2 separate regions of the Homo sapiens genome follow, and region 1 is linked to region 2. Evidence: chromatin loops called from intact Hi-C (ENCODE). Cell type or tissue: PC-3. All regions are shown on one strand. Each heading gives the region's core, and the rest is flanking DNA. Links, peaks and the distances in the headings are about the cores only. Region 1 overlaps SDHAF3 (succinate dehydrogenase complex assembly factor 3). Region 2 has its middle 24 kb from the start of OCM2.

What was found. Hi-C counts contacts between places; a loop is a spot of excess contacts. Peaks named below come from ENCODE experiments on the same cell type or tissue, not always from the same donor. Only the 100,000 strongest peaks of a DNase experiment are listed, where the experiment ranks them.
Region 1: a loop joins it to region 2, with 31 times the contacts of the local background. A loop is called at or near these places in 3 of 110 quality-filtered maps.

The regions. Positions count from the first base shown.
Region 1 is chr7:97,143,727-97,146,644 of GRCh38, forward strand. All of the region lies in intron 1 of SDHAF3 (succinate dehydrogenase complex assembly factor 3), which reads left to right. The region is part of intron 2 of LOC107984034 (a long non-coding RNA gene); the gene reads left to right. Among named protein-coding and RNA genes, the nearest start is that of SDHAF3, 27 kb to the left of the region's middle. In PC-3, for the core only: a CTCF peak has its summit at 1,519 (motif pointing right); no DNase peak of the experiment used is centred there.
Region 2 is chr7:98,012,499-98,015,416 of GRCh38, forward strand. No RefSeq gene overlaps it. Among named protein-coding and RNA genes, the nearest start is that of OCM2, 24 kb to the left of the region's middle. In PC-3, for the core only: CTCF peaks have their summits at 1,164 (motif pointing left) and 2,081; a DNase peak (open chromatin) is centred at 1,153.

The sequences.
Region 1 (2,918 bases), core at 230-2,729, 870 kb before region 2:
ATTGATGGGCATTTGGGTTGGTTCCACTATTTTGCAATTGTGAATTGTGCTGCTATAAACATGCATGTGCAAGTATCTTTTTCAAATAATGAAAAAGATTATCTTTTCCTCTGGGTAGATACCCAGTAGTGGGATTGCTGGATGAAATGGTAGTTCTACTTTTAATTCTTTAAGGAATCTCCACAGTGTTTTCCATAGTGGCTGTACTGGTTTACATTCCCACCAGCAGTGTAGAAGTGTCCGCTGATCACCGCATCCACGCCAACATCTATTATTTTTTTATTTTTTTTATTATGGCCATTCCTGCAGGAGCAAGATGGTATCACATTGTGGTTTTGATTTGCATTTCCCTGATCATTAGTGATGCTGAGCGTTTTTTCATATGGTCATCGGCCTTTTGTATATCTTCTTTTGAGAATTGTCTACTTACATTCTTTACTCTTTTTGATGGGATTGTTTGTTTTTTTCTTACTGATTTGTTTGAGTTCATTGTTGATTCTGGTTATTAGACCTTTGTCAGATGTATAGATTGTGAAGATTTTCTCCCACTCTTGTGTGTTGTCTGTTTGCTGACTGTCCTTTTCTCTTCAGTTTAATTAGGTCCCAGCTATTTATCTTTGTTTTTATTGCATTTGCTTTTGGGTTCTTGGTCATGAAATCCTAAGCCAATGTCTAGAAAGGTTTTTCCAGTGTTATCTTCTAGGATTTTTATAGTTTCAGGTCTTAGGTTTAAGTCCTTGATCCATCTTGAGTTGATTTTTGTATTAGGCAAGAGATGAGGATCCAGTTTCATTCTCTTACATGTGGCTAGCCAATTATTCTAGCACCATTTGTTGAAAAAGTTGTCCTTTCCCTGCTTTACTTTTTTGTTTGCTTTGTCGAAGATCAGTTGGCTGTAATATTTGGGTTTATTTCTGGGTTCCCTATTCTGTCCCATTGGTCTATGTGCCTGTTTTTATACCAGTATCATGCTGTTTTGGTGACTGTGGTCTCACAGTTTGAAATCATAGTGTGATGCCTGCAGATTTGTTCTTTTTGCTTAGTTTACTTTGGCTATGTGGGCTCTTCTTTGGTTTCATATGGATTTTAGAATTGTTTTTTGTAATTCTGTGAAGAATGATGGTGATATTTTGATGGGGATTGCACGGAATTTGTAGATTGCTTTTGGCAGTATGGTCATTTTCACAATATTGATGTTACCCATCCATGTGCATGGGGTGTGTTTCCCTTTGTGTGATCTGTGATTTCTCTCAGCAGTGTTTTGTAGTTTTCTTTGTAGAGGTCTTTCAACTCCTTGGTTAGGTATATTCCTAAGTATTTTTTGTTTTTTTTTTTTTGCAGCTATTGTAAAAGGAGTTGAGTTCTTGATTTGATTCTCCACTTGGTCGCTATTGGTGTATTGAAGAGCTACTGATTTGTGTACATTAATCTAGTATCTGGAAACTTTGCTGAATTCCTTTATCAGTTCTAGGAGCTTGATAACATTAATTTTGTGTGTACATGTAATTTCAGAAATTTCCACATGATGGCAGAAGATACTTATGTCTGGGAAGATGTAACTAAATGAAAACTAAATTTTATCTGAAGTAGTATTTGTCTTTTTACATTCTGACTAGTACATTTCATATTTGAATTGTCTGTTACAGATTTGTTGCCACTTTAACTATTTTATATATATGTTTTAACTAATTTTAAAAGGGAGTAAATATTTTTTCTACTATATACAATGTTAATCCATTTTTGAAGGCTTCATGAGTAATCACTGAATAGTGTTTAAATAATTGGTTTGGTAAAAGTCATTTTTCTTAGTAAGTTTAAGGGATACTGAAGGCATTTATTTACCAGTTCTAGATGAATATATGAAACCCAATATGTGAAATTTTATTTGACTTTATTTTAGAAATTAAGGAATTGGTTCAACATACATTCTTTTGTGTTACCTAGAATTTTGAATGACCACTTCATGGTCTCATTACCATTTTGAATCTTGCTTCCTTTCCCTGTCGCTGTCAAGTGTTCTCTTAAATTTTCTTTGTCTTAATTGAAGAAATTATTTCATTCAATAAACATTTATTAAATGCCTTCCATGTTTCAGATCCTGCTCTATAGCCTGATGATTCATAGTAATTCAAAACCCCAACAGAGAGAGAATCTTCGTTTTCGGGATTTCCCAGTCTTGGAAGGCAGATAGCCATCAAACACATGATTGTTTTTGAGTAAATTTTTGTAGTTCTTACTACAATAAAATATATTTATAATAAAAATTTTAAGGAAGATGCAGCTTTATAGTTAGCAGATTAATTGTGAAATTATGAGTTATATCATTGATGACCTGGAAAAGATAAAAATAGAGATTTGGAAATTTTGTGAAAACTTAAATAGGCTTTCCCCCCCCCACTTTTGAACGCTAGATGACAGATAATTTAGTTTAAAAAGCAAAGAGATAACATGACATTTTTTATTTTTGGCCAGTAATATTCTGGCCTTTTTAAATGTGCTGATGTTTTGTCCTGTCTATTATTAGTTTGGTTGTATAATTTGTTGTCAAAACTGTGACATTTGTGGGAGTAAAAGAAGCACTAAAATCACATCATACACACATTTTTGAAATGTGTATTTATTGACATATAAATTGTGTTTATTATGTTGTTAGAACTATGAAACAGTTCTTTATAACTTCTCAAAAATTTTCCAAAATATAAAACATTTGTATATTTGAAGGCAAAACACTTTTTATTGTGATCGTATAAATGTTACAAAAAGAACATAAAATAATTGTTCTTGAGACATATTTATGTACTTTCTATCTGTTCCTGTCTGTAATACAGTGTCACTTTTTTTCTCTGAAGAATACAGATTTTGCAATTTGGTTTTAATTTTTTTAATTGCCTGATATCTTTTTTGAAGTTACATTTTAT
Region 2 (2,918 bases), core at 128-2,627:
TGGGACATGGTTAAGTGACTTGGAAATGGCATAATCCTTTTTTTTTTTTTTTTTTTTTGAGAGGGAGTCTCGGTCTGTCACCCAGGCTGGACTGCAGTGACACAATCTCGACTCACTGCAACCTCTGCCTCCTGGGTTCAAGCGATGCACCCACCTCAGCCTCCCGAGTAGCTGGGACTACAGGTGCGCACAACCACGCCTGGATAATTTTTGTATTTTTAGTAGAGACGGGGGTTTCACCATGTTGGCCAGGCTGGTCTTGAACCCCTGACCTCAGGTGATCCACCCTCCTCGGCCTCCCAAAGTGCTGGGATCACCGGCATGAACCTCCGTGCCCAGATGCATGGTCCTTTTGAGACTTGCAGAACCCTTAGTCTAGGGCCAATTCTGCCGCACCACGAAAGCAATACCCCTCTGAATGCTTGACTCAGTGCTCTGTGTATTACGAGGTTTTTCACTTTGCCTGCTGGGAACACGAACGGTTCCCAGCTTTTTGTAGACTTTGGAATTATTCTGCCTGTTTCTATTGTGTGATTCCTTCCCCTGGTCTTGCTCGGATAATTTCCTCCATGCGTGAGCTGATCCCCCTCAGCTTCCGAGTCAAGAGGTTTCCTTTGCAAAGCTGCAGAGTTTGGTTTTTTTTGCATATCTCTCTTGCGGGATTCCATCCTGCAAATTCCAGCTGCTTTGGCCTGCTCAAACTTTTTTTTTTTTTTTTTTTTGAGATGGAGTCTCACTTTGTGGCCCAGGCTGGAGTGCAGGGGCGCGATCTCGGCTCACTGCAACCTCCGCCTCCCAGGTTCAAGTGATTCTCGTGCTTCAGCCGCCTGAGTAGCTGGGATTACAAGCATGCACCACCACGCCCAGCTAAATGTTTTGTATTTTTAGTAGAGACAGGGTTTCACCACGTTGGCCAGGCTGGTCTCGAACTCCTGACCTCAAATGATCCACCCACCTCGGCCTCCCAAGGTGCTAGGATTACAGGCGTGAACCACTGCACCTGGCCAGGCCTGCTCACACTTTCAGCTCTGTCTCCTGCACTCAGGGAGACCACTGGGCTCTGCTCGGCTGCCCTCCTCCCGCAGCAGCTGGAAACACTTTGCCTCATTGGTTTCTCCCCTAACAGAGATCACGGTCTTTAGTGCCACCTATTGACCGGTGTCTAAAAACTGCCTTTGCGTATGTGTTGTACGGTTTTGTAGGTATTTAAGGCAAGAGGGTTAATCCATCTTGGCCATAAGTTGGGGAAATCTCCACAATTTTTACAACATTTTGGGAGGCTGAGGTGGGAAGATTGCTTGAGGCCAGGAGTTCGAGACCAGCTCGGGCAACACAGCAAGACCCCCGTCTCTACAAGAAAATAAAAATACTAAAAGTAGCTGAGCATGACAATGTGCGCCTATAGTCTCAGCTATGTGGGAGGTTGAGGTGGGAGGATTGCTTGAGCCCAGGAGATCCAGGCTGCAGTGAGCCATGTTCGCACCACTGCACTCCAGCCTGGGTGACACAGTGAGACATTGTCTCAAGAAAAAAATAAAACATTTTAAGTTCCTGGAAGGGTGAGTTAAAGGCTATATAAAGAATTAAAGCTTTTTTAAAATGACATTCCCAAATTATTGGTCAAAAGGGAGCAGTGGGCTGGGTGTGGTGGCTCACACCTGTTATCCCAGCACTTTGGGAGGCCGAGGTGGGCAGATCACCTGAGGTCAGGAGTTTGAGACCAGCCTGGCCAACATGGCAAAACCCCATCTCTACTAAAAATACAAAAATTAGCCGGGCGTAGTGGTAAGCACCTGTAATCCCAGCTACTCAGGAGGCTGAAGCAGGAGAATCACTTGAACCCAGGAGGAGGAGGTTACAGTGAGCCGAGATGATGCCATTGTGCTCCAGCCTGGGCAACAAGAGCAAAACTCCATCTCAAAAAAAAAAAAGTGCATATATGTGTGCATGCAACAGAATACAGAATATTTATTTCCAGAGGAACCCTGACTTCTCCAGCCTCCTCGGTTTGTCCTTCTTTGTGGGCATGAATTACGCAGCTGCCTATAGATGTCACCAGAGGAAGGCACATCAGAGGGAATAAAAATCCCAGGGTGAGAACCACAGCACCGTGGCAGAGGGCACAAGCATGAGTGGAAAGGCCCTGTGTCAAACACAGAAGAGGGCTTTGTTTTAAATCAAGACATCTTGGCAAGGCCTAATGGCTCACACCTGTAATCCCAGCATTTTGGGAGTCTGAGGTAGGCTTGAGCCCAGGAGTTAGAGACCAGCCTAGGCAACATAGCGAGACCCTGTCTCTACCAAAAAAAAAAAAAAAAAAAAAATAGTTGGGCGTGGCGGCATGCATCTGTGGTTCCAGCTACTCGGGAGGCTGAGGCAGGAGGATCACTTGATCCCAGGAGTTTGAGGCTGCATTGAGCTACGATCACATCATTGCACTCCAGCCTGGGTAACAGAGTGAGACCCTGTCTCAACTAAAAAAAATAAAATAACATAAATAAAATAAAATAAAGTAAATTAAAATAAATAAATAAAATGAAGAAATAAAATAAAATAAAAACATCAGTCCACAGAACCCAAATCTTCACCCAAGGTAGAGTGACAACCTTACTAAAACAAATATTGTCATCAGCAACTGAACTAAACATGGTCCAAGGGAAGAGTGAATGAGGAAAGATTTGGTTATGCTCAGGGATTTGGACTAGTTTAACTGAGGTCAAATTTTTTCAGATTTTTCTTTTCAAAAGCTGGTTCTGGAGCGGAGTTCAGGAGCATGTTCTTCATAAAAAGTCTCTTTGTGGGTCGGCCCTGGTGGACGGGATTTCATTAATCTCACCAACCTCATTATCCAACATGCTGAATATGTAGCATCGATCAATGAATGAGATCCTCGGTCTCATGAAGTCAGCTTTCTGGGG